Regions from separate parts of the Mus musculus genome. Here regions 2, 3 and 4 are each linked to region 1. Evidence: chromatin loops called from intact Hi-C (ENCODE). Cell type or tissue: heart. All regions are shown on one strand. Each heading gives the region's core, and the rest is flanking DNA. Links, peaks and the distances in the headings are about the cores only. Region 1 holds the start of Gm52523. Region 2 holds the start of Aven (apoptosis, caspase activation inhibitor). Region 3 overlaps Slc12a6 (solute carrier family 12, member 6). Region 4 has its middle 3.6 kb from the start of Chrm5.

Region 1 (6,195 bases), core at 1,196-6,195:
TAGTTTATGTTTAAAAGATTAAGTGCAGAGGGCTGGAGAGAGGGATCAATGATTAAAAACCCTTGCTGCTCTTGGAGAGGACTCAGGCTCAGTTACCAACACCCATGTGGTGATTCCCACCCACCCAGAAATCCAGCTCTGGGGAACCTGATGCCTCTCCCTACCTCCTCAGGCACCAAGCACGCACACGGTCCACTCACATATATGCAGGCAAAAATGAATTCATGTAGAATAAAAATTTTATAAAAATCCAAAAATAATAGTAAGGCTATAAAAATCAAATGATGTTTATGCATTTGTGAACTGCTTTAACTCAAAAAAATGAGATTATAAAAACAGTGGAATTAGGCTGGATGGTGGTGGTGCATGCCTTTAATCCTAGCATGAAGGCAGAGGCAGGTGGATCTCTGGGAGTTTGAGGCCAGCTTGGTCTACAGAATGAATTCCATGACAGAGAAACCCTATCTTAAAATAATAACAACAACAACAATAATGATGATGATGATGATGATGATGGCCGGGCGGTGGTGGAGCACGCCTTTAATCCCAGCACTTGGGAGGCAGAGACAGGCGGATTTCTGAGTTCGAGGCCAGCCTGGTCTACAAAGTGAGGTCCAGGACAGCCAAGACTATACAGAGAAACCCTGTCTCGAAAAACCAAAAAAAAAAAAAAAAAAAAAGAAAAGAAAATAATAATAATAATGTTGAGGCCTGCTCCCCCAGCATAGCTGCAGCCATTTTGTTTCATACCTGCCAGTCATTTCATTGTTACTGAGACAGAAAAAGAGCTTGACTCACAGCAGGGTCAAGCTGACGACACACCCTCTTATGTTGTGAGGTTGTTTTTAATCTTAAGAAATTCCACCACCGGGCTGGTGAGATGGCTCAGTGGGTTAGAGCACCCGACTGCTCTTCCGAAGGTCCAGAGTTCAAATCCCAGCAACCACATGGTGGCTCACAACCATCCGTAACAAGATCTGACTCCCTCTTCTGGAGTGTCTGAAGACAGCTACAGTGTACTTACATATAATAAATAAATAAATCTTAAAAAAAAAAAAAAAAAAAAAAAAAAAAGAAATTCCACCACCATAAGGTCCACTTAGGACCCATCAGGATGAAGGGCAGTGAGAACTGTTCTGTGTAGCTGGCCAAGGCTGCTTGAGTCAGAGCTGACCACAGGCTGTGCTTTCTGAACCTGACAGGAGCTCACGGTGGTTTGAGCCTGTATAAACTGGCTCTGAGAGATGTCCAAGGCCACAGTCAGCTCCTAAGTCTGGTCTGTGGCCCCAACGACTCAGTCTTTTGGTGTGCATTCAATAAACCACCCCTATTTAACTGAGATGGGTGTCTGGTTTGTGTGGCAAGTCCCAGACTCCAACAAGTAACAGCAACAAAAAGAGTGGAACTACTTTGAAAGATGTGTGTTATCTAAAACCTGATTTCTGGAGCTGGGCAGTGGTGGCACACACCTTTAATCCCAGCACTTGGGAGGCAGAGGCAGGTGGATTTCTGAGTTCAAGGCCAGCCTGGTCTACAGAGTGAGTTCCAGGACAGCCAGGGCTATACAGAGAAACCCTGTCTCAAACAAAACAAAACAAAACAAAACAAAAACCTGACTTCTTTTAAGTAAGAGAGAATAGAATAGAATCTTCGCTAAGATTAACTTTTTTAAAAAACTATTTTAGGGGCTGGTGAGATGGCTCAGTGGGTAAGAGCACCCGACTGCTCTTCCGAAGGTCCAGAGTTCGAATCCCAGCAACCACATGGTGGCTCACAACCATCCCTAACAAGATCTGACTCCCTCTTCTGGTGTGTCTGAGGACAGCTACAGTGTACTTACATATAATAAATAAATAAATATTAAAAAAAAAAAAAAACTATTTTAGGCCAGATGTGATGACACATACCAGAAATTTGATAAATTGGGAAACAGGTCTCAAATTCAAGAATTCAAGGCCAGCCTGGACTATACAGACTGACTGAGTCTCCTCTCCCCCTCCCCTTCCTCCTCTCTCTCTCTCTCTCTCTCTCTCTCTCCTCTCTCTCTCTCTCTCTCTCTCTCTCTCTCTCTCTCTCTCTCTCTCACACACACACACACACACACACACACACACAGAAAAAATAAAAGTCTTAGTCTTCATGGACTGCTGCAACAAAGTATAATAAACTAGGAAGGAGGCCAATCCCTCTCACAGTTCCAGAGCCTAGACAGTATAAGACCAAGGTGTCCACAGATTTGGTGTGTGGCAAAATCAGCTTCCTGCCTTGAAGACTAGGGGATCTGGCTATGGGCTCATATAACCTTTTTACACAGGAGTTATCAGAAGGCTCCTCCCTCTCCCCCTCCCCCCTCCCCTCCCTCCTCGCCCCTTGTAAGTATACTGTGATCATAAGGGTCTTGGCTAGTGTCGCTTAGTCCTCAAAGTCAGTTTGAATGGGATTAGAGATCATCATAGAGACATACTCTGGGCATGTCTCTAAGGGTGTTTCCAGAAGGGTTTAACTGCAGAAACGTTCGCTAAGACACACCCAGAAAGTAGCTAGCAACATTCCATAGGCTGGGACCCATAAATAAAAGGGGATTAAAACTGAGCTGAGCTCTAGCACTCCTTCCTCTCTGCTTCAGTGTGACCAGCCACCTCACACTCCCTCTCCCTGCCTTTCCTGACATGATAGGCTGTAACCCTCGCTGTGACTCACAACCCTGCCTTTCTTAAATTGCTTGTCAGGTACTTTGCCACAAGGAGACACATTTCCCCAAGGTCTAACCAAGTAACCATCACCTGGGAATGAGGACTTCAACACGTGAAGGGGGGAGGGGAGCCACATACAAACTTTCAGATGTCGCAGATGTAAATCTCAACTAGTGTGCATTACTTTTATTCCCCTGACCCTGCCAGCTGCTCCTTTTCTTGTGGATACAATCAATGGTGTAAGTGATAAAGTTGTAGGAAGCTGAGGCAGAATCTAGACAGAAGTGTCTTCTGGCTCCCTACCTAACCCCACCCCACCCCACCCCACCCCCACCCCCCGCAATGTCCTCTTTCTCCCGCTCCTATCTCCTGGATTTTATTTCTTAAAATTCTCAAATCAGATTTGTAGGATGACCCGTCCCATAGAGTGTCCCATAGAGTTGTTTGCCACTGCCAACAAATCTGATGACCTGAGTTCGATTCTTGAGACCCAGAAAGTAGAAAAAGAGAACATCCCTGCAAGTTGTCCTATGACCTACACGTCCTCGTCACTTTCATCCTGGGCTCCGAAAATATCCCAAGTTAACGAACAACTCAATTTGTCTCGAAAAACAAAATAAAAGAGAGAGGGGAGGGTATGGGGGGGGGGGGCAAACATCCTTAGCTCTTTCCCTCGTTTTCTTGCTTCAACACCCATTCAGTTTTTACCTTTCAGTAAGAGAAGGAAGACAAGGTGAATTGAACTCAGCTTATTTTCATAAATAACGACTCTTACCTCCTTCCCTGTGCACTACATATTTGATAGTGTTAGCAGCTATGGGTTTCAAAGTCCACTCAATTCCCCAGTGCCCCATCAGTTAGGCTGTAGTACAGTGTGTTTTTAGAGCATTAGGGTTTTGCAGGTGACAGGAACTTAGGTGACCTCCATATTCCACAGGGAGACCAGTAGAGAAGCTAAGATTGCTACCTCTCCCGAGCCGGGCTTTGCCGTACTGGGGGACGTACACCCGCTAAGAATCGAGGGATGCAAGCGCGCGGGTGACGGTGGTCCACGCAGCCCGGCACGCTCGGACGCCAAGAGCTGCGACGCGCAGTACGGCCGCGAGAGGGCGCGGGCTCCATTATGGCGGCACGCCGACCGGGAAGGAAAGCGGTGGTCCGCCCCGGAGATGGGGAAAGTGGGGCCGAGGAGCGGCGGGACCAGGGGCGCCCAGCCTCCTTCCGCAGCTGCCGGCCTCGGCAACCTGCCCTGACACAGGGCTCCACCCCGTCTGCGCTCGCAGGGTGGCCACAGCATCCGGAAAGTGACCAGGGCGCTCCCCTACGCGCCCACCTCTCTGCCCCGCTTCCAGCCGGAGACCCTGGGAAAGGGGCAGCCAGGTCCTCGGGGCGCCACGCTCCGAATGGCGCGAGGGGCCGCGGAGAACGCGGCTGAACGGGGACGCCGGAGAGCCGCAAGCCCCGCCCCGCGGCCGGCGCCCTGACAACGCGAGCGGCCCGGGCGGCGCCGCCGCTCTCCGCCCCTCGGCCGGCACCAGGCGGGGCTGGGACCAGAGCGCCGCCGCTGCCAGTGCCGCACGAGCCGCGCTGCTCTGCAGAGCCGGACCGGGAGCGGGGCCCGGGCCGGGAGCGGGGGGTCGCGGCCCTCGCTCGACCTTCTCCCACCATGAGCCAGGGAAGTCCTGGGGCCTGGGCCCCCCTGGATCCCACCTCTGGGTCCTCTGCGTCCCCAAACCCGTTCGTGCATGAGTTACACCTCTCCGGCCTCCAGAGGGTTAAGGTAAGGTGTGGGCAGGGGACGTGTGGAAGACTGGTTGGAATGGAGAGACCCAGTGATGAGATGGGCAAGGGGGTGCCAGAGGAGGTGGATGAGAAGCTTGTGGGGAGGGAGTTAGGGGGCGCGCACGTGGGGGCGGCTGGGGGTGGGTAGGCGAGGAGCCTTGGTGAGGACTCCAGCTTAGGCGATAGACGAGCTCACAAGTGAGGAAGAAATGAGTGGGAGAGGGAGCACTGAAGGAGACCCAAGGATAGGAGAGATGGAGGGCACTGGGGAATGCGGATTACATCCTACGGAGGTTGACGGGCTAGGATGGAGCTGAAGGCTACGGAAAGCCCAGGGTGGGGGCAGGGGCGTGCTCAGCGATCGGGGCTTCGACTTAAACGGTTTGGACCCAGAGACTGCGTCCTTGTGCCCTTCCAACACCTCCTCTTTCCGCCACCACCACCCCCCCCCCCCCGTGTCACTGCAGCACCTACTGGTGGGGGCAGGGAGGCTGGGAGGTGGGTTAGCTACAGGAAGTAGAGGGACGCACCACCCTAGGGTAGCCAGGAGGTGGTGTGGGGAGGAAGTGTCCAAGGTTTCTGTTGTGATCACCTCCCGTGAGGTCGGCCCCCGGGGGCTAGGTTTATTTACCTGCTCAATCCTAAGGAAGCCTCTGGAGTCACCCTGGCACTTGGCAACCCTTACCTTGCGGAATAGGGCTGAGTGTTACCGAAGGATTGCTGTTCTGCAGTACTAGGCTAGGGATTGATTGACCCGAGGTTTGAAAAGTGGATCTCTGTGTTTCCAGCCATCTGCTCCTTGGGCCCAAAGTGTTGAAAGCCCTGCACAGGGTTTGTTTGACATAGGAGCTATTTATGGAATGGGATGGGATGTTGGGAAGAACTGTCTCTAACCTACATCAAACACAGTGCTGGACACCTTCCCTGCATTTTCTCATTAAATCCTCTTTTCTTTTTTTCTTTTGGGGGTGGGGAGGTATTGCCCTGTGTAGCCCTGGCTGTCCTAGAACTTGTTCTGTAGAGAAGACTGGCCTGGAACTCACAGAGATCCACCAGACTCTACCTCCTGAGTGCTGGGATTAAATGCTTGGGCCACCCACTCCCAGTCCATTAAATCCTAACATCCATTCCAAGTATCAGATGCGTTATGACAGTAACCTTTGTAGGGGGAGGGGGTCACCTGAGAGTAAGAAAACAAGGCACCTAATGGTATTGATCCCTTGTCCTCCCGGCCTCACTAGCATTTTCATCCCATGTGGACCCCCTGTGCCTCTCCCCTATCACCTACAAGGTGTTAACTAGTTGCCCCTGGGTCAGTCCTTATAGGAGTCGGTAGCTGTGAAATGAGCCTTTCCCGGGCCTAAGGGACATTTTCTCCTGCCCTTCTGCAGTTCTGCCTCCTGGGGGTACTGCTGGCCCCAATCCGAGTACTTCTAGCTTTTATTGTCCTCTTTCTCCTCTGGCCCTTCGCGTGGCTCCAAGTAGCAGGTCTCACTGAAGAGCAGCTTCAGGAACCAATTACAGGATGGAGGAAGTAAGTGGGACCCAACTCCAAAGACCATTTCTCACCGGTTTCGATGCTCTGCTTCATCCCCAACACACACACACACACACACACACACACACACACACACACACACACACACCAGCATCTGGAGCTTGTCACATGAGCTAACAGCCAAGCCCAGATGTGGTCCTTAGGACCTGACTTCTAAGTGAC
Region 2 (6,195 bases), core at 593-5,592, 250 kb after region 1:
ATCCTGGTCACCCAGAGAATGGGGGTAGACTATTGGGGGCGTGTTCTTAAAAATGCCCTTCCTATCTGTTTAAGTCCTGGTGGCTCCTTTTTTTGTGCGTAGAGAAAATAGTGTGATTCTCCCTACTATTCTTATGGTCTTATGGTCTGTGCTTGGTGTTTATGCTGAGATGGGACTACTGACTTTGAGAGCTCAAAATAAGGAAGGACACATTAATCCTAAGTTCCATTGGCATTCTGAATATCACAGGGAGATACAAAGACTCTATCTCTATCATCTATCTATCTCACCAAATAAAGGATAAAAATATAGTGTGCATCAGGAAAAGAAAAATGTAGAAATGATTTTTAAAAAAAAGAAAATAAGGCTATGTCAGAAAAAAAGTTGTCTGCTGACAAAATGTTAACTGTTTGGCAATGAGATAGCAAAATTACAGAATGCAAAGTTAAAAATGTTATTTACAAGCTGGGCATGGTGGCACATGCCTTTAATCCCAGCACTTGGGAGGCAGAGGCAAACGGATCTCTGAGTTCGAGGCCAGCCTGGTCTACAGAGTGAATTCCAGGACAGCCAGGGCTACACAGAGAAACCCTGTCTCGAAAAACCAAAAAGTTATTTACTACTGCAGAACAGGACAGGGGAGTGAGGGTGACTACAATTAAAGTTTTATATATATCTGTGTCCAAATATTGTGACTTGGAACCCTCAACTCTCTTCTTACTAATGGCATTAGTGGCCTGCCCACCTAAAACAACATATGTGGGCATGGCCACTGCCTCTCAGAGCCTAACTTCCTCATTTACATTTGATTGTAAAATCCTAAATTTCCCATTTCCTAGCTGTCTTCTTGGCTCTCATTTCCTCTCACACCCTGAACATCGTGGCCTGAACTTTTCTATTGATTTCATGTCTCTGACTAGAACGTAAATCTCTTTTACAGATTGGTTTCTCAAGAGCCTTGGAGACTTTGAAGCTGAGCGACCCTGGGTTTGATTCATTCCATTAGTTACTAGCTGTATGGCCAGAAAAGTTATTTAATATTTGTGCTTTCTTTCGTGTGAGCTTCAGGGAATCCATTCGAATCTACTTCCCACAGTCAAATAGACTCAAGACAAATACTGTCAATGAACAGCTTGTTTCCTTCCCGGCCTGCGTATTCCCTAGGGTGGGATCCATTTCCCTATCCCTGGTCCTGGGACCCATGACCCCTTCTCTAACTCCCAAGACGATTGGTCTAAGATTTAAATGTACGACTAAAGAAAAGTTTTTCTCCCTAAACTCCTTAACTTTATCTTTTGCTCATAACATCCAGGTGTTCTCTCAGAATCTGCATCCAGGAAAGCGACAAAGCAGTTACCCACCGGTGCTCTGGCTCAGCCTCAGAGACTGCTTCAACTGGACCTACACACTCTTATCCCCAGATGGTCCCACAACCTGGACAGCAGTGACCAGCTCTTCCCGGACTTGGCCAACATCCCAGCTTTTTGCCCACACCCCATAACAGTACCCCAGTGTCAGCAGGAAGCAGTCATGGATGATTATTCTGCCCCTTACCCATTCATTATCAACAAAAGGCTGGGACCCTGGGACAAGGAACTGAGGTGCATATTTTAGTTTCAAACCAGACCTTGCCTCGAAGTTCTCCCAGCATCCCCCAGTCCCTACCTGGCATATCCTACCCTTAGCCTTGAACTTTCCAGCCCAGGGGCTGGGCGCCCCCCCCCCCCCCCCAGAGGTTTTTCCCTATATAATCCAAACATTTGTTTTTTCCTTTCCATGAGCCCGTCCCCCTCGCCCCGTGGTGACTTCCCTGACTTGAATTTTCACCAGTGGGGAAATAACCTATCAATTAAGAGCAGTTGTTGCTTTTGTAGAAGACCAAGGTTTGGTTATCAGCATCCACATGGTAGCTAAGACTATCCATGACTCCAGTCCTAGGGAATCCAAAGCTGTCTTCAGGTATCTGTGGGTACCAAGTACTCTTTTTTTTTTTTTTTTCCTTGAGACAGGGGTTCCCTGGCTGTACTGGAACTCACTTTGTAGACCAGGCTGGCCTCGAACTCAGAAATCTACCTGCCTCTGCCCTGCCAAGTGCTGGGATTAAAGGCGTGGGCCACCACTGCCCAGCTGGGATAACCATTTTAAAAGACATTTTATCTTAAGCTGACAAACCTCCAGGGGTTCTCTCATCACATAGGTTCCCCCACTCCCTGCCACCTGTTAGCTGGGTCAACTCCAGTTCAGTCATCAGGCTGTACCTTGGGGGTTTACTTAAGAAAAGCCAACTTCCAGCTTTGATCTTGAGTTGCTCACAGCATTCAGCTCACTGGAGCAGAATCATTTGTTTATATAATTATCTTCCACGTGAATTGAGGACTTTAGGGTGGGGCCAATCTGTCTTTTCAATTCGGAACATAGTGCTACTGGTATATAATTCTGTACACAATTAGAAGTGATATATGGCTATAAGGAAGGGGCCTAAGACGCGATGAAAGTGACATTTCTTTTGGTAGGCTGATTCCATCCCTTTGCTTTTATTATTATTAATTAATTACTTTTACTTTTACTTTATTTTTATTTTTTTGAGACAGGGTCACTGTGTAGCCCTTGCAGTCCTGTAACTCTGACCTGCACTCTGTAAAGCAGACTGGCTGTGAACTCTGAGATGGGCCTACCCCTGGCTCTCCAGTGCTGGGATTAAAAGGCCTGCACCACCATGGCTGGGCTTGCTTTCATTGTTTTCAGGTAGCTTCCTTAAGACAAAATTAACCTCGGCTTCTGTTAACCTCGGCTTCTGTTGTTTCTTTCTCTCTCTCTCTCTCTCTCTCTCTCTCTCTCTCTCTCTCTCTCTCTCTTTCTTTCTTTCTTTCTCACGCCAAAGACGATTTTAGCATTCTCCAACTGAGCTACGTTCCCAGCTCTCTCTTGTCTTTCTATAACTAACTTTCCCGCTACCCTTGTCTTTGGACCCTGTCTAACCAAGTCCTGCTAGGGGAGTTAAGCTCTCTAGGACTGTTGCCTCATTGCAAAATAAGGGCAAGTACCTATGAGAATCAAGCGCTCAATGTGAGTTACAGCAACGACGTTTACAAGTTCTCTTCAAGATTTTCAAGCATCTTTCCCCTTCCCTACCGGACCCTCCACCCACTTGAGCCGCTGTCCAGACCTGTGACTTGGGACTCACCCTCAACCCTTCCTAAATCCTGACTTTAAAATGACTTATCTTCTTTAAATCAGGTTAACTAAAAAACTCATCGGACACCTTAGGTTTTGTGTCATGCAAACACTCATATGAATTAAGAACTATCACACAAAGTGACTTTATGGCGTCCTTTTATTACAGATCACTTCGTGGTCCCCGCCCCGGCCGGGCCCCGCGCCCCGATCACCACGGCCGGCGCTCGGCTGCTTCCGGTGGGGCCTGCGCTCTCCGCGGCGGCTCGCGCGTTCTGCTCGCCGGCGGCCTCATGCAGGCTGAGCGCGGGGCTAGGGGCGGCCGCGGGCGGCGGGGAGGCCGGGAGCGGCCCGGAGGGGACCGAGAGCCGGTCGGGGCAGCGACGGCGCTGGCGAGAGGAGGCTGCGGGGACGGAGGCGGCCGGCGGGGCCGAGGCCGGGGCTTCCGCCGAGGCCGAGGAGGTGGCGGCCTGCGAGGCGGCCGCTGGGAGCCTGGAGGCCGGGGCGGCGGAGCCAGCACTCGGGTAAGGAGCGCGGGTTGCTGCGGCCGCTAGCCGGCGTGTGGGGAGCGCGAGGCACAGCGCCTGCGCGGGATGGAGCCGGGAGGGCGCGCGGGGGGGGGGGGGAGGGAGAGGGGACATGCACGTGTACCGTGCACGCTCAGCCCCTGGCTGCTTGTGGCCGAAGGACTAAGCGACCGGCCTCCGCGTTTTGCTGGTGCCAGAGTCCCATGGTCTGATGGAGACTAACGGCGGCGCCTGGTGTCCGGGCTACAGCCTGGCGTGCTATCCCAGAAGTGACTTCCTGCGGAGCGAAGTCTACCAGAATACAGATTTACACAGAAGTGTTTACTCTGCCCTCCGTTTCCTTTATCCCATCCCACATTGCCTAGGTAACAGTGTCTGTGGTCACCCATACCTGGATGGAAGGACATGGGGGGAAGATTATGTCTTCATTTTGGTTTGGATTGGTGACCTCTAAGATCTTTCCCACTCTTCAGATTCGTATTTAGTCTCGCCGAGACTATTCTGGGTACCTAAAGATTAAATGAGGAGAAACTGACCGACCTTCCCAAGGCCTTTCTGTACTCATATCTTATATGTTGGGCACATTGGTGCTCTAAATCAGGATTAGTGCAGTGCTCTGAAAGCAGTCAACAGCGTTCCAGCTGTGTAGGGACCACTGTCCAGCTGCAGGATTCCACACAGTCTACGTCCTTTGCTTTCCCTCTGGATGATTAGACTGCAAATGGAAACAACTTCTAGATATGTACTCCTCCAAAGTAACTTACTTGGGAACTAAGAAGCCCTGAAACCATTCCTTCTAAAGATGTGTGGTATGAACCATGAGCTTACTGAGTGTGATAAGCAAATTATCAGGACAGTCACCTTTACTGCAGTGTGTTATTATCCTTAATGCAATTGTTAATTTCGCAAAATACAAGAATTTGTTTATATCTATTTTTTGTTTTTGTTAAAGAAGTATATTAGTTTTTCTGCGCCCGTGGACCCGTCTCTCTCTCCTCTTCCTCTCTTCCTCTCTTTCTCTCTCTCTCTCTCTCTCTCTCTCTCTCTCTCTCTCTCTCTCTCTCTCTCTCTGTGTGTGTGTGTGTGTACATAAGTGTAGTGCCAGCAGAGGCCAGAAGGCATCAGATCCTTTGAGCCCACGTTAAAGGCAGTTATGTTTTCCAGAACAGTAGCAAACTGCTCTTAATCCTCTGTAAGGCACCCACACTCTCGGTATATGCACCCCCCCTACATTCATGTAAATAAAAATAAACACAAGAATGCAAATGTTTTTTCTGCGGGGCAGTGGTGGCGCACATCTTTGATCCCAGCACTTGGGAGGCAGAGGCAGGCTGATTTCTGAGTTTGAGGCCAGCCTGGTCTATAGAGTGAGTTCCAGGATAGCCAGGGCTACACAGAGAAACCCTGTCTCAAAAAAACCACACACACCCACACACACACCCCCCCCCCCCCCCACACACACAATAATGCAAATGTTTGACTCCAGTTCCTTTGAATATATACCTAGTAATAGGATTGTGGAATCCTTAGTGGTGGTTATAGTTTTTATTTTTAAGGAACAGCCGTACTGCTCTTTGTAATGCTATACCAATTGATGTTACCATAACATATGAGAGTTCCTATCTCTGCATTTTTGGGAGTTTTGTTTGTTTGTTTGTTTGTTTTTCGAGACAGGGTTTCTCTGTGTAGCCCTGGCTGTCCTGGAACTCACTCTGTAGACCAGGCTGGCCTCGAACTTAGAGATCCACCTGCCTCTACCTCCCAAGTGCTGGGATTAAAGGCATGCGCCACCACGCCCGGCCTATCTCTGCATTTTTTGCTAGCCCTTGTTGGTTTTTAAAATTCCTCCTCTTCCTTCTCTTTCTCCTCTTCCTCATCTTCTTTCTCATCATCTTCTAGATAGGATCTCACTATGTAGCCCACCCTTGCCTTAAATCAAGATCTTCCTGCCTCAATTTCTTTTTTTTTTTTTTAAAGATTTATTTATTAATATATGTAAGTACACTGTAGCTGTCTTCAGACACTCCAGAAGAGGGAGTCAGATTTTGTTTGGGATGGTTGTGAGCCACCATGTGGTTGCTGGGATTTGAACTCTCGACCTTCAGAAGAGCAGTCGGGTGCTCTTACCCACTGAGCCATCTCACCAGCCCCCCTGCCTCAATTTCTAAGGTATGGGATTACACATCTACTTTACCACAGCTGGGTTTATTTATTCATTTAACTGTTTGTTTGCTGTGATATAATCTTATCATGTAGTTCAGCCTGGAACGCAAACTCAGAACCCTAGAACCCTGGTTTTATTTTAACTACGTTTTTGTTGTTGTTCTTTTTTTGTTGTAGGCATATTTTATTTATTTTCTTATTTTTTAGACAGGGTCTCAGCATGTAACCTTGGCTGCCCTGGAAACTGACTCTGTAGACCAGGCAGGCAGGCCTTGAACTCAGAGATCTACCTGCCTCTGCCTCCTGTGTTGGATTAAAGGTGATCTTTCAT
Region 3 (6,195 bases), core at 349-5,348, 100 kb after region 1:
CACCATCTTCCCCAGCAAATCTACTTTGTTACGTTCAATTTCCCAAAGTCTGAAACATCTTTTTGTGCACATTTTAAGATTATTTCTTATGACTTGTTTACAGTTCTTCTTGTGATGCTGTTCGAATTCTGTTTTGTCTTGTAGCTGGGGGCTCATACTTCATGATTTCCAGAGCCCTGGGCCCAGAGTTTGGCGGGGCTGTAGGCCTCTGCTTTTATCTTGGCACCACATTTGCAGCAGCCATGTATATTCTTGGTGCCATTGAAATCTTTCTGGTAAGTGATGGATTAACTGTTGACTACAATGTAGAAGCTCTGTGGGTTTATTTTGTCCTTAGATATCAAGGTTCCTGAGATCAGGCGAGTTGTGGCAGCCAATGAGGTGATGACTGCCTGGGACCGTCTGCTTACCATGACTCGGAAGCAGAAAGGTTGAGGTGTCCTTCACCTGCCTGTCCTGTCCCCTCTGGCTGATTGTCCCCAACTTTATCACCTCAGCCAGGGAAGTCATAGCTAAGTACAAAAGACTTGTACATATGTCAATGGAAAAAAGTAACATAAAGTTTTTCTACATTGTATGTGTGTTTGTATGTGTGTAGAGGCCAGCAATCAACCTATTTCCTCACCTGCTGTTCCTCAGGAGCCATCCTGTTTGTTGAGATGGGGTCTTTCCCTGGGACCTGGGGCTCAACACGTTTGGCTGCAGAGCTGTTCAGCTCCAAGGTTCCTCCTGCCCTCACCTCCCCAGTGCTAAGATGAAAAGTGCACACCACCATGCACAGCTCCCCTGGGGATCAAACTCAGGTGCTCATTCTTGTGCAACAAATATTTCACTGGCTGAGTTGTATCCCATACCCCTCTTTTTGATAACTTTATACCAATGAAAGAGTTTTTAATTTCTCTACTCATCTTTTCTATAGCCTTTTGAATAAAATTATTCATTTTTCTTGTTCCCATTTGGAAAGGCAGTATTCAGAATAGCAAATAGAAAACAAAAATAATCTACAACATAACATTTTTATAGACATTCTAGAGCCAAATAAAAATGTGTTTAATTTGCAGTCAGGAATGGCACATAACCTTAATCCAGCACTTGGGAGATGGAGGCAGGTGGATCTCTTTGAGTTCCAGGCCAACTAGGGCTAGGTAATCAGACCCTGTCTAAAAGTAAATGATTATAAAGAAGAAAGGAGGGCTGGAGACAGGCCCAGTGCTTAAGAGCACTGGCTGCTCTTGCAGAGGACCAGGGTTCAATTTCTAGTACCCACATAGCATCTCACAACTGTCTGTAACTCCAGGTAAAAAGGATACAACCCCTTCACAAAACATACATGCAGGTAAAACAACAGTACACGTATAAATAATAAAAATAAGATCACTTTTTAAAAGAAGGATACAAATTAATGTTTTGGTCTTTGTTTGTTTGTTTGTTTAGCTGTCCTTCACAAAAGAAACAAACTATTATAGCCCCTCTCCTTGATTGTTTTGAAATGGCCGCACATCTCCTCTACTTCTCTTTCTTCTTCTGACAGGTATACATTGTCCCCCGAGCTGCCATCTTTCGGAGTGACGATGCACTCAAGGAGTCAGCAGCTATGCTGAACAACATGCGCGTCTATGGTACAGCCTTCTTGGTCCTCATGGTCTTGGTGGTATTCATCGGCGTACGCTATGTGAATAAGTTTGCCTCACTCTTCCTGGCCTGTGTAATTGTGTCGATCTTGGCTATCTATGCTGGTGCCATCAAGTCTTCCTTTGCTCCACCACACTTCCCGTACGTACCTATCTTTGACATAGTCAGTGATGGTATCTGGTAATGTGAACATTTCCACCAGAATGTCATGGGGTGATTTCCTATTGGTCCAGTTTCCCAGAAGGAAGCTTCTTGACATACTGTCTTGTTTACCCTCTTCATCACTTCTGAAATGTAGACCTAGCAGCCATAGCCATCATTAAGGTACCTCTCTTTAAGTGTGCTCCCCCAACCCCCTAATAATGAATGTGTTTATGTGAACTATCCATGAAGGGCTTTGCAGTCATAGTCATTACCAACAACCAATGTTCAATTGCTTTTAAAATAAAAATCGATTCAAAAGAATTTTAGAGTAGTGGTCTGGAGAGAGGACTCTGTAGTTAATAGCTGATCTTCAGAGGACCTGGGTTCAATTCCTAACACCCACCCACATGATGGCTCACCACTGTCTGTAACTCCAGTTCTAGGGGATCTGGTGCCCTCTTCAGGCCTCTACAGGCTTCAGGCATACAACTGACACACACAGACATACAGGTAGGCAAAAACACCCGTATATCCATAAACTAAATCTTTGTTTTTAGGAGTTACCCAAATTGTTTATTTTTTTTCTTGGTACTGTAAGTGTTAAGACTTACCAGCTATAAAAGGAAATGACTGTCTTATCACATGTATGTCCCCTGGACGTTCCATGCCATACATAATATGCAGTAATGAAGTGATGGATTTGTTCAGTGTCTTCACTCACAGACTCACCTATTGTCTCATGGATTTGTGACACACAGGCCAGTTGACACTGAGTTATTTGTAATCTTGTTACAGAAGTTGCCTTTGAAGTCACATGAATCAGCAGGGGATCAAATTTATTGATATTACGCTGATTTAAATTAGCTTACAGGGAAAACAAAACAAAAACTTTATTTTTCATGATGAAAAGGCAGGTCCACTGAAGATGAATGACTTTCCCCAAGTCAGCTAATGGTAGGGCAAGAACGTGGGACTCTGATTTCCTGATTGCTGTTTGGTATTTCTTCTGTGTGATGTCAGTAATAAATCCCACCGTAAGTTTTCATTTTGCTTGCTTAGGGCCATAAAATAAGATCTTTTTTAGAGTTATAAAGGTTTTAGATGCAACAGTTTAGCTGTATCTCAACTTGGGAAATTCCATTTTGCTTCAGGTTCCCCTTTGGGCTTCTCCAATTTTGTTTGGTTGGAAAAGAAATCCCAGTGCAAGCTATTTTGTTTTTTAAAATTCCAGAATAATATGTTTTAAAAAATCAAACCTTTGAGAAACCATGAAACAAAACTAGGCTTGTTAAGGGTTGTTGAGGCCAAGTGATAGATCGGTGGCTCATTGTGTATGTATGAAGCCACTCTGAAGAATCTGAGCCATGGGTTTTGAGCTCAGCAGTATTTTACTACGGCTCTTTTTCTCCATTCTTGTTTATGTTTCTAGGTAGTGGAAAAAAGCAAAGCTACAGTCAATATTTGTATTATCCTTAAATTTCCTTTTTACCACTGGGTCTAGGTTTAAGGTCAAAGCCAGTTTTCTCTTGGGCCATAGAGGGATATGCTTTTAAGTCTAGTCAGGCTGCCCTACAACAGTAGCCAGAAGACTTAGAAGAGCCAGCAGTCCCAGGAGGTTATGACAATAGACATCTTCACGTTTCCTTTCCTACCTTCTTTCTTTCCTTTCCTCCAACACCCCTCCCCCCACACCTCCTGTCTAGAAAGAAAACAAGCAAATGAAAATATGGGCATTTGGACATTTTTTTTAAAAAAATAAGAGCAGAAGTTCCCTGGAATGTTATTGTTGTTGCTGGCACATGGTAATGGTGTGGGGGTGGGGCGGTGACTGCCCATGTGTATGCCTGTGTGGAAACGACCTGGGTGCTAGAGATCTGAGCTCAGGATCTCATGCTTCCAGAACAAGAGCTCCAACCTCACTGGACCACCTCCCTAGCCCCTCCAGGATTCTTTTGAGCCTGAAAATGGATGAATAGCCAAATATTTTTTGGAAGATAATTGAGCATAGTTTCTTTGTATAGTTCTTATGTTTGAATCATATTACCTACATCTGTCATTTGTATGACCTTGATCTTGGGCAGAATACTGAATCACTGTTAATGCCTCCAGCAACATAAGACAAATATTAAAATATTGTGAGATCTGTGAGGGTTACCCTGGCAGAAGATACATGTCACCTCAGTTTAAGGTGTTCATCCCTATTACCATTGCGGTAAAACCCCTGTGAGGTGACGTTTTTATCCTTTACTGACCAGCATTAAAAGGTCTTAAAGACTTAGTTTTCTCTGTTCTTTCTTCCCTTCTTGATCTTTCTCCTCTTCTCTGTTTGCTTTGATTTAGGGTCTGTATGCTGGGCAACCGTACCCTGTCATCAAGACACCTTGACATTTGCTCTAAGACCAAGGAGGTTGACAACATGACAGTACCATCAAAGTTATGGGGATTCTTCTGCAACTCGAGTCAGTTCTTTAATGCCACCTGTGATGAGTACTTTGTTCACAATAACGTCATCTCAATCCAAGGCATTCCAGGGTTGGCTAGTGGTATCATTACTGGTAAGTTAGAGAGTTTAACTAGACCCGGTTTGTTTTGTGTTGTTTCTTCTTTAAGGACAGTGGTGGGAAATAGGCGTTCCCATCTTAGATTTTTCACCCTCCCCCTATTTTTTACTTTGTATTATAGTATTTAATTACTCATAACAATGAGTTTATTATATTTTATACATGCATGCACATTATGTTATTTTGATCACATTGACTCATACTCATTAATCTCTCATTAGTTTGCATACACACTAAATTTAATTATAACTGATTATATGTTCATGGATGGTATGTTTATACCAGCGTGGGCACCTTACAGTGGCTTCAAGACTGAGGAAAAGGACTCTCCCTCCCACACTGGGTGGGTATCAAGCCTCAGGAGTGGGTGGGGTCTTGTGAGCGCCCCCTTCCTCCTCATGTGACATATTGATAGAGCCCATCTTGTGCAGGTAATCAGAGATGCTTTGAGTTCAAACATGCAAGAGCCAGAAAGGCAGTTTGACAGATACAGCATGTCCATTTAGCAAATATAGGCAGTGGCTTCCCCACTAAAGCCAATGACCTAGACCTTAATTAGTGATGGTTATGATTGCAGTTGTAAGGATTGAACCCAGGGAATAATGTCTGACAAGCATCACATACTCTACCATTGAGCTACACCCCAGCCCACTGTCTAAGACTGTCCTATTGAACATGGCATGGATCCCTGTGTATTTACAGATGACTTTAAACTCAGAATCCTTAGGCCTCAGACTTCTGAGTACTGGCAGGATTATAGGCATGTACCACCATGCCCTGCATATATCTGTTTTTCTCTTGAAATTATATTAATGAGCTTCCTTGCAAAGTGCAGCTGTTAAAATTTCCCCTTTTTTGAGAACAGAGATGGACAAATGACTTTGTAGCATAGGATAAGATAAAATATTTTGTGAATATTTTTATTTTGCAATATTCCTCAAGCTAACTTGAAACTCCTGGGCTTAAGCAGTCCTTCTGCCTCATGTTCCTGACAAGCTAGGACTGCAGGGATTTGCCTTTGTATCTAATTTAATGTACTCCTGAAAAATTGCCAGTGGTTTTCCTTCAGTGATAGCTAAAATAGAACTGTTTTAATGTCACCAAACACACCTATGTTTTCCTAGACAGCTAAATTTCTGAAATTCTTTTGTTGAGTGATGTCCACCTTAAATGTCTTGTCCACAGATTTCTTCCAAGTTCATACTAAGAGGTTAAAACTGTTTTGATACTAATTAAAAAAAAAAAGCTTTACATTTGAGAACTAATTTAAAAATGTTTTGTCCACAAATTTCTTGCAAGTTCATATTAAGAGGTTAAAACTTTTTGATACTATTTTTTTTTAAAAAGCTTACATTTGAGAAATAATTTAAAAATAGGCTTTATGGGACATGTGATTTTAGTCTGCTTAACTTTTACTAAGTTGTGTTAGAAAAGTCAATTACATTTATTATACTAAAATATTTTGTAAAATTATTTTAAAACAAATTAGAAATATCACATTTCATCCTATAATACTTACATGTGTTCATGTTAAAGAAACAATGGTTCTTTAAAAACATTAAAGGGCTGAGGTAGAGAGAGGGCTACGGTACAGTACTTGCCTAGCAAGTAAATGGCTCCTGGGTCAGTCTCCAGTACAGTAATTATAACAGTAACAATAGGCGTCTCTGGTTGAATATTGTTTGGGTAAGAAATCATATAGTTGTATTACTTCCATATTGCATTTATCCTTCTATTCTCTTTCTTCTTATCCACCCCACCCCTCAACCCTTTGCAGAAAATCTTTGGAGTAATTATTTACCAAAGGGTGAGATAATTGAAAAGCCATCAGCCAAGTCATCTGATGTCTTAGGCAACT
Region 4 (6,195 bases), core at 748-5,747, 250 kb after region 1:
CCTCTCTCATTCCCTGCTTCTCCCACTGAAACCATTCTTCATCCATAGAAATTGCTAGGCCATCAGTAGTAACATTTTTATCAGGGCTATTCTTTTAAAAATGTATTAGTTCTTCGAGAATTCCATATGTTGTATTTTGATCATATTCACTCCCCCAACCCCTTCTAGACCCACCCCTCCTTACCCACCCACCCACCCACCCAACTTTGTGTCTTTTACTTTTTTGTTTGTTTGGTTTTTTTTTTGTTTGTTTGTTTGTTTGTTTTTCGAGACAGGGTTTCTCTGTATATCCCTGGCTGTCCTGTAACTCACTTTGTAGAACAGGCTTGGCCTTGAACTCAGAAATCTGCCTCCCTCTGCCTCCCAAGTGCTGGGATTAAAGGCGTGTGCGACCACCAGCCCTTTTTTAACTGTATAATCCTTTTGCTTTTTCAAACAGCCCTCAATGCCTGAGCATCTTTCATATGTGTGAAACTGCTGCCCTCTTGTGGCAATTTTATAAAAGGGGGGGGGGTTGAGAAGGTAAGGGAGAAAGAAAAGAAAAAATAGAATTGCTTAAAAGGAAGGGAGGGGGAGGTTGGAGGGAGAAGGAGGAGTGGAGGGCAGGAATGGGGGTTGGGTGGGGGATAAAAGTGGAGTTGGGGGAGGGGGAAGGTGAGTGTGAGTGTGACAGACTTGAATTTGGGACACATAAACTGGACATGAACACCAGATGTAGCAACCAGAAGCAGTAGGTTTAAAACACAAGTGCTCACAGTGGGTTAAATATCAGGAAGAACTCCAGAACTCCTGTCGAAGGAATGTGTGAAGAAACAAAGTTTTAGGCAGCTCTTATTAAGTGACCTGTATTTCACTTCTTTTGACTGATAAAGAAGAAGTGCAGTCCAAGGTTCATTTCATTGAAGAGATGACTTCTCATTGTGTCTGAAGCGATAATGTTAGGAGCAGGATTTCAACTGACTGGCTTTAAAAATGGTGCTTATTAGTGTGCTAAGTGCCTTGGAGCATAAAAGAGATGTGCCAGCACATGAATTGAGAGGCTTAATATTACTCGGCTTTATCAACCATCCAGGAAGAAAGTTGGGCCTTCAGGGACAGAAAGGCCTATTCCTGAGGATATTAAATGGCTGCACTGTCGCTGAGGACAGGAAAGCCGGTGAGACAGTTTAAATTCGAGGACTAGACAGGGAGTCACTGGATGTGTGTGTGTGTGTGTGTGTGTGTGTGTGTGTGTGTGTGTGTGTGTGTTTGTGAGAGAGAGAGAGAGAGAGAGAGAGAGGGAGGGAGGGAGGGAGAGAGAGAGAGAGAGGGAGAGAGAGAGGGAGAGAGAAAGGGAGGGAGAGAGAGAGAGAGAGAGAGAGAGAGAGAGGAAGAGAGAGAGAGAGTGTTTTCCTCCCAGTTCTGGGGTGAGGGTGGGGCTCCTTTTCCTTCTGTCTTATGCAGTATTCTCAGACTTCTGGAAACTTACTATTTTTCTATGTGTGCCATGTCATAAAAAGCCTTGGAAATACTGCTGTAGATAGATTTATGGGAAAGTCACAAAGTCCAGAATTCCTTGGCAGCAAACTCTTTCCAAAAGAAGTAAAAGCAAAGATTCTATATTCATCTTTGCACTCCTAATGAACACATGTTTTCCTGTAAGCAACAGGAGGAGAATGTCTTGAGGAGACAGCAATCCCCTGCTTCAAGCAAGGCTGACTGATCTAGGAAGATTAGGACTGATGCTTGAGCCTGGGTTTAGTTCCAAGGAGATCAGAATGTATCTTGTTAAATTGTTTGGGGGCTGCGGTGGTCAGAAAGCTGTGTGGACATGGGAAAGAGGACGAGGAGGAGAGTGGTTATGTGTGCATGGATGTCTGTGCACCATGTTTGTGCAGGCATGAAGTGCCCTTTGGAGGCTAGAAGTGGGAGTCGTCTCCTAGGAATGGAGTTACAGACAGTTGTGAGCCACCGTGTGAATGCTAGGAATTGAATCCTGGCCTTCATGCAGAGCTGCGAGTGCTTTTTAAGTGCTGAGCCATCTGTCTAGCCTGGCCTTTTCTTATTTTTAAAGAAAAGTGGAAATAAACCACATTTTCATGCTAATGAGAATGGCACATTAGAAGGTAAAACTGATACATGGGAGAACATGCTAGAGTTTCTGGTCTCCAGATAAGTGAGCTGGCATGGGGCCTAACGTGGCAACAGAAGTAACTGCCTGGGACTGGAACTGAGGTCCAACAATAGTATCCCAAGGGAAGATGGAGTATAAGAGTACGGATCCCAGCTGCTGTGTTTAGTGATGGCAGGGCTGGAAATTATCTTCTGATAATGTCTGTTACAGAAAACCTGGTCAACAGCTTAGAGTGTGGAGGGCAGTAGAAATTTGCAGTGTATATTTTAGGGATGGCTCCATCAATTTTGAGTTCTCTAAGCCTGAACCCTTGAAGCTCTTTAACAAATTCCATTAGAGCCTCATGGGCTTTGATCGTTCTATCACCTCTAGAATAAAACGGGCAGGAACTTGGGGCTTACAGCATAGGTACTGCTAGAATCCCTCTGTGTCCTGTGAGTACCCCTAAGTAGTAGATGCAGATGTTTAAAATACATAACAAGTGGAACGTCAGACCTGGCGATGCAGGCCTAAGAGCTCAGGTACTCTGGAGGCTTAGATAGAAGGATGGACAATTCAAGGCCTGTCTGGACTCCAGAGTTAGGAAAAGGCCAATTTATTGAGATGCTGGTTCAAAAGAAAAAGGAAAAAGAGCAGATTTCTTTCTAAGAAATCCTACCAATGTTTTCCACTCTTCTTTTTCACACTTCTTATACTCTCCAAGTATAAGAAGGCAGCTGAACTATTTTAAAAGTTGGCCTGATTACAGAAAATTCAGAAAGATGTGTTTGTTGTACGAGACTTATATTTGTAGGGGGTCAACGCTTTGTTTTAGAACTGTCACAAACAGCCAGGACGTGGTGGTGCATGACTTTAATTCCAGCACTTGGGACATAGAGTCAGGTGGATCTCTGTGAGTTCAGAGCCAGCCTGGTCTATCTAGTGAGGCTCTCCGCCAGTCAAGGCTACATACTGAGACCCATTTCTTCTTTCTTTCTTTCTTTCTTTCTTTCTTTCTTTCTTTCTTTCTTTCTTTCTTTCTTTCTCTTTCTTTCCGAGACAGGGTTTCTCTGTGTAGCCCTGGCTGTCCTGGAACTCACTTTGTAGACCATGCTGGCCTCGAACTCAGAAATTCACCTGCCTCTGCCTCCCGAGTGCTGGGATTAAAGGCGTGCGCCATTGCCGCCCAGCTCGAGACCCATTTTAATGGACAAAGATAGATAGATTAGATAGATAGATAGATAGATAGATAGATAGATAGATAGATAGATAGATAGATTGACCATCACAATATTTGTTTTCTAAATAGTGAGAAGCTATAAGCTCCATGGTCTTGGACTAGGAATTATGAAGCTCTCTTGTGAGGTTTATATGAAAGCCCAAATGTTGCCTTATCATAGTGATTGTCCAACCTGAATGTTCATCAAAGTTAGCAAATTTACTCAAGCTGATCACTAGGTCTCATCCTGAGAATTCTGGTTGTACCGAGGCTTAGATGTCAACAAGTGACACTATGTTGCAAGCCCACATTTTGGAAATGACTACATACTGAATGGATTCTCTTTTATAAAAGTAAAACTGGGAGGGGTGAAAAGAGTCTAAGAGCCAGAGGTGGGTGTGGTGAGGCTGAAGTGTGACCAAAACAGTGTTCCCTGAGCATGTGAGACCGCTGCACTCATGAACTCAGCAGTGTGGCTGCCTGCCTAGGACCTGTGCAAAACCAGGCCAGTCAGCATTCCAGCCTGGAGATGGGAGGGGCTCAGGAGCTCCTGCTCCTGACTGAGGAGCTGTTGACAGCTGATGGCTTCTAGGGGAGTGTCTTCTAGGGGTTTCTTTAAGGGTATGGCTACTAGTTGGTCAACTCTGCTCCAGGCGACAGTTCCATGAATATGTGGGCAGCATGAATTGCAGCCTGTGGAGCTCTCAAGAAAAGAAAAAAAGAAAGAAAATAGTTTGGAGGAGGTAGATTATATGTATGTGTGAAATTCTCAAAAATATATTAAACAAAAATAAAAAATAAATAACATAGGTCGAACGTATTAAAAATATACAAGTTCAGCTCATTTTCTTAAGGATCTTCCTGTGTGACTGACACTTTCTTGTGGTATCTCACAAGTAAGGAAAAACTGACTTTTGAACCAACACAATGACATATATTAAAGATAGGATTATTGGGACTGGAGAGGTGGCTCAGCAGTTAAGAGCACTGACTGCTCTTCCAGAGGTCCGGAGTTCAATTCCTAGCAACCACATGGTGGTTCACCATCTGTAATGAGATCCAATGTCCTCTTCTGGTGTGTGTGAAGACAGCTACAGTGTACTTATATACATTTTTTAAAAAGTACAAACAATATCAGAAAATCCACCTTCATAGCTTCTTGCAATGCAGGAGGTTCTGGTGTGTTCTTCTCATCATTGATGATGCTTTCTCTGTGCATCAGAACTCTACGGGGGCTGGTGGCTAGGATGTAATTCTAGCTACTTGGGAGGCTGCTGTTGGAGAATAGTAAATCTGAGGCCAGATTGCACAAATTATCAAGACACTGTCTGTATTAGTCACTTGTCTCCTTGCTGCAGTGAAATACCTGATAAAGAGAAGGGATGGTTTATTCTGAGTTAGGGCTTCAGGGAGCACAATCTAGTGTGTCGGGAACACAGAAGCGAGAGGTCCCTGGTCACGTTGTCACCAAAATCGGGAAGCAGAGAGCATGAGGTCCTTGTCTTCAGACTGCTTCTTTTCATTTGGTCCTGACTGTTGTGGAACTCACTGTGAAGACTAGGTTGGTTTGGAACTTGTGGTAATCCTCTGTGATGTTAGAATCTTGATGTTTCCCATAAATGTGTATGTAAATTTGACAGGTAGCTATTTCTGTAGCTCTCTTTTAAGTAAAGAATTCGAGGAGGAAGCTCCTCTGATGATGGCTGAGCAGAGCACTGATCTATGGGGCAGCAGAATGTCTTTAGGAGTCATTTTATTGGTGCGTTCTTCTAGTAGGACAGTAGTATTTGGTTTTACCCTAGGTCCCTGGGCTATCTAATCTTAGATTCTTGGTCATCCAAGCAGTTTTGGTTATGGTTTCTCTCTTGTGGAGTGGGCCTGAAATCAAATCAAAGAGTGGCTGGTTATTCGACAGGCTTTGTGCCACCATTGTGCTGGCAGACTTTGATCAAAGGTTGTTGCTTAGTTGGTGTTTCCGTTTTTCCTTCGGTTGTGTGCAGAGTACCTTCCTATACCACATACACTAGCAGGTAGCGTGAAGGCTCTATGTAGGCACCAGCTTGACTTCTTTGTGTTCATCGAGTTGTTGGGCCTCGTCTGCAATTTGTAGCAAGCAACCTCCAGTCTTGGCAATAGCCTGGCTTTGTTTAGGGGTTTCCACTGGACTCCTATGTCCAGAATTTCAATTAGATGTAACCCATTCCAGGTACTAGAAGTTTCATTTGATGAAAAAACATCCAGTTTGAGTCCTGTCTCTCATTATTTGGCAATTTCATTCAGGTCACCTTCATGTATGTATGTATGTATGTATGTATGTATGTATGTATGTATGTATATATTTTAGGAAGTTTCTACTGTATTAGGTTTCCACACTACCATTTGAATGGCCTTTAATTTTCTCCGTCTTTCTCCACATTCCCTTCCTAGTCCTCTTCTCACTTTCCCTCCCCACTTGATCCTCCTGTTCCATCCATAGCTACCTATTTTATTTCTTTTTCCTAGGGAGCTCTATCTGTCCCCCCCACCCCCCAGTCCCTTACTCTATATGTACTCTCTGTGGTTCTGTGAAATGTAGCTTGGTTATCATTGACTTAACAGCTAATATGTACATATTAGCCAATGTATGCCATACCTGTCTTTCTGGGTCTGCGTTACCTCACTCAGGATGATTTATTTTTCAGTTCCATTAATTTACTGATAAATTATAAAATTTCATTTTTAATGGCTAAATAATATTCAATTGCATAAACATATCACATTTTCTTTTTACATTCATTTGTTGAGTTTGTTTCCAAGTTCTGGCTATCATGAATAGAGCAGGAATGGATCTGGTTGAGCAAGTGCCTCTGGGGTAGCACGGAGCATCATTCTGGTATATGCCCAG

The links. A loop is a pair of places that touch in the nucleus more often than their neighbours do. Peaks named below come from ENCODE experiments on the same cell type or tissue, not always from the same donor. Only the 100,000 strongest peaks of a DNase experiment are listed, where the experiment ranks them.
Region 2: a loop joins it to region 1, with 6 times the contacts of the local background. A loop is called at or near these places in 6 of 42 quality-filtered maps.
Region 3: a loop joins it to region 1, with 6 times the contacts of the local background. A loop is called at or near these places in 5 of 42 quality-filtered maps.
Region 4: a loop joins it to region 1, with 2.9 times the contacts of the local background. A loop is called at or near these places in 7 of 42 quality-filtered maps.

What each region holds. Positions count from the first base shown.
Region 1 is chr2:112,235,585-112,241,779 of GRCm38, forward strand. It overlaps Gm52523, which reads right to left and starts at 4,479. Exons shown (of 2, transcript XM_030252294.1): 1 at 3,661-4,479. The coding sequence starts at 4,361. It overlaps Lpcat4 (lysophosphatidylcholine acyltransferase 4), which reads left to right and starts at 4,257. Exons shown (of 14, transcript NM_207206.2): 1 at 4,257-4,473; 2 at 5,867-6,009. The coding sequence starts at 4,360. In heart, for the core only: CTCF peaks have their summits at 3,794 (motif pointing right) and 5,038; DNase peaks (open chromatin) are centred at 3,907 and 4,987; H3K4me3 peaks cover 2,450 bases; H3K27ac peaks cover 1,844 bases.
Region 2 is chr2:112,489,524-112,495,718 of GRCm38, forward strand. It overlaps Aven (apoptosis, caspase activation inhibitor), which reads left to right and starts at 3,441. Exons shown (of 6, transcript NM_028844.3): 1 at 3,441-3,698. The coding sequence starts at 3,468. It also overlaps a transcript of Chrm5 not described here. In heart, for the core only: CTCF peaks have their summits at 3,706 and 3,905; DNase peaks (open chromatin) are centred at 1,158 and 3,778; H3K4me3 peaks cover 1,910 bases; H3K27ac peaks cover 1,977 bases.
Region 3 is chr2:112,337,715-112,343,909 of GRCm38, forward strand. It overlaps Slc12a6 (solute carrier family 12, member 6), which reads left to right. Exons shown (of 25, transcript NM_133649.2): 7 at 145-275; 8 at 1,532-1,773; 9 at 4,117-4,331; 10 at 6,115-6,195. The region is part of intron 2 of Gm39908 (a long non-coding RNA gene); the gene reads right to left. Among named protein-coding and RNA genes, the nearest start is that of Gm39908, 12 kb to the right of the region's middle. In heart, for the core only: a CTCF peak has its summit at 2,244 (motif pointing left); no DNase peak of the experiment used is centred there.
Region 4 is chr2:112,481,286-112,487,480 of GRCm38, forward strand. It overlaps a transcript of Chrm5 not described here. Among named protein-coding and RNA genes, the nearest start is that of Chrm5, 3.6 kb to the left of the region's middle. In heart, for the core only: no CTCF peak of the experiment used is centred there; a DNase peak (open chromatin) is centred at 3,816.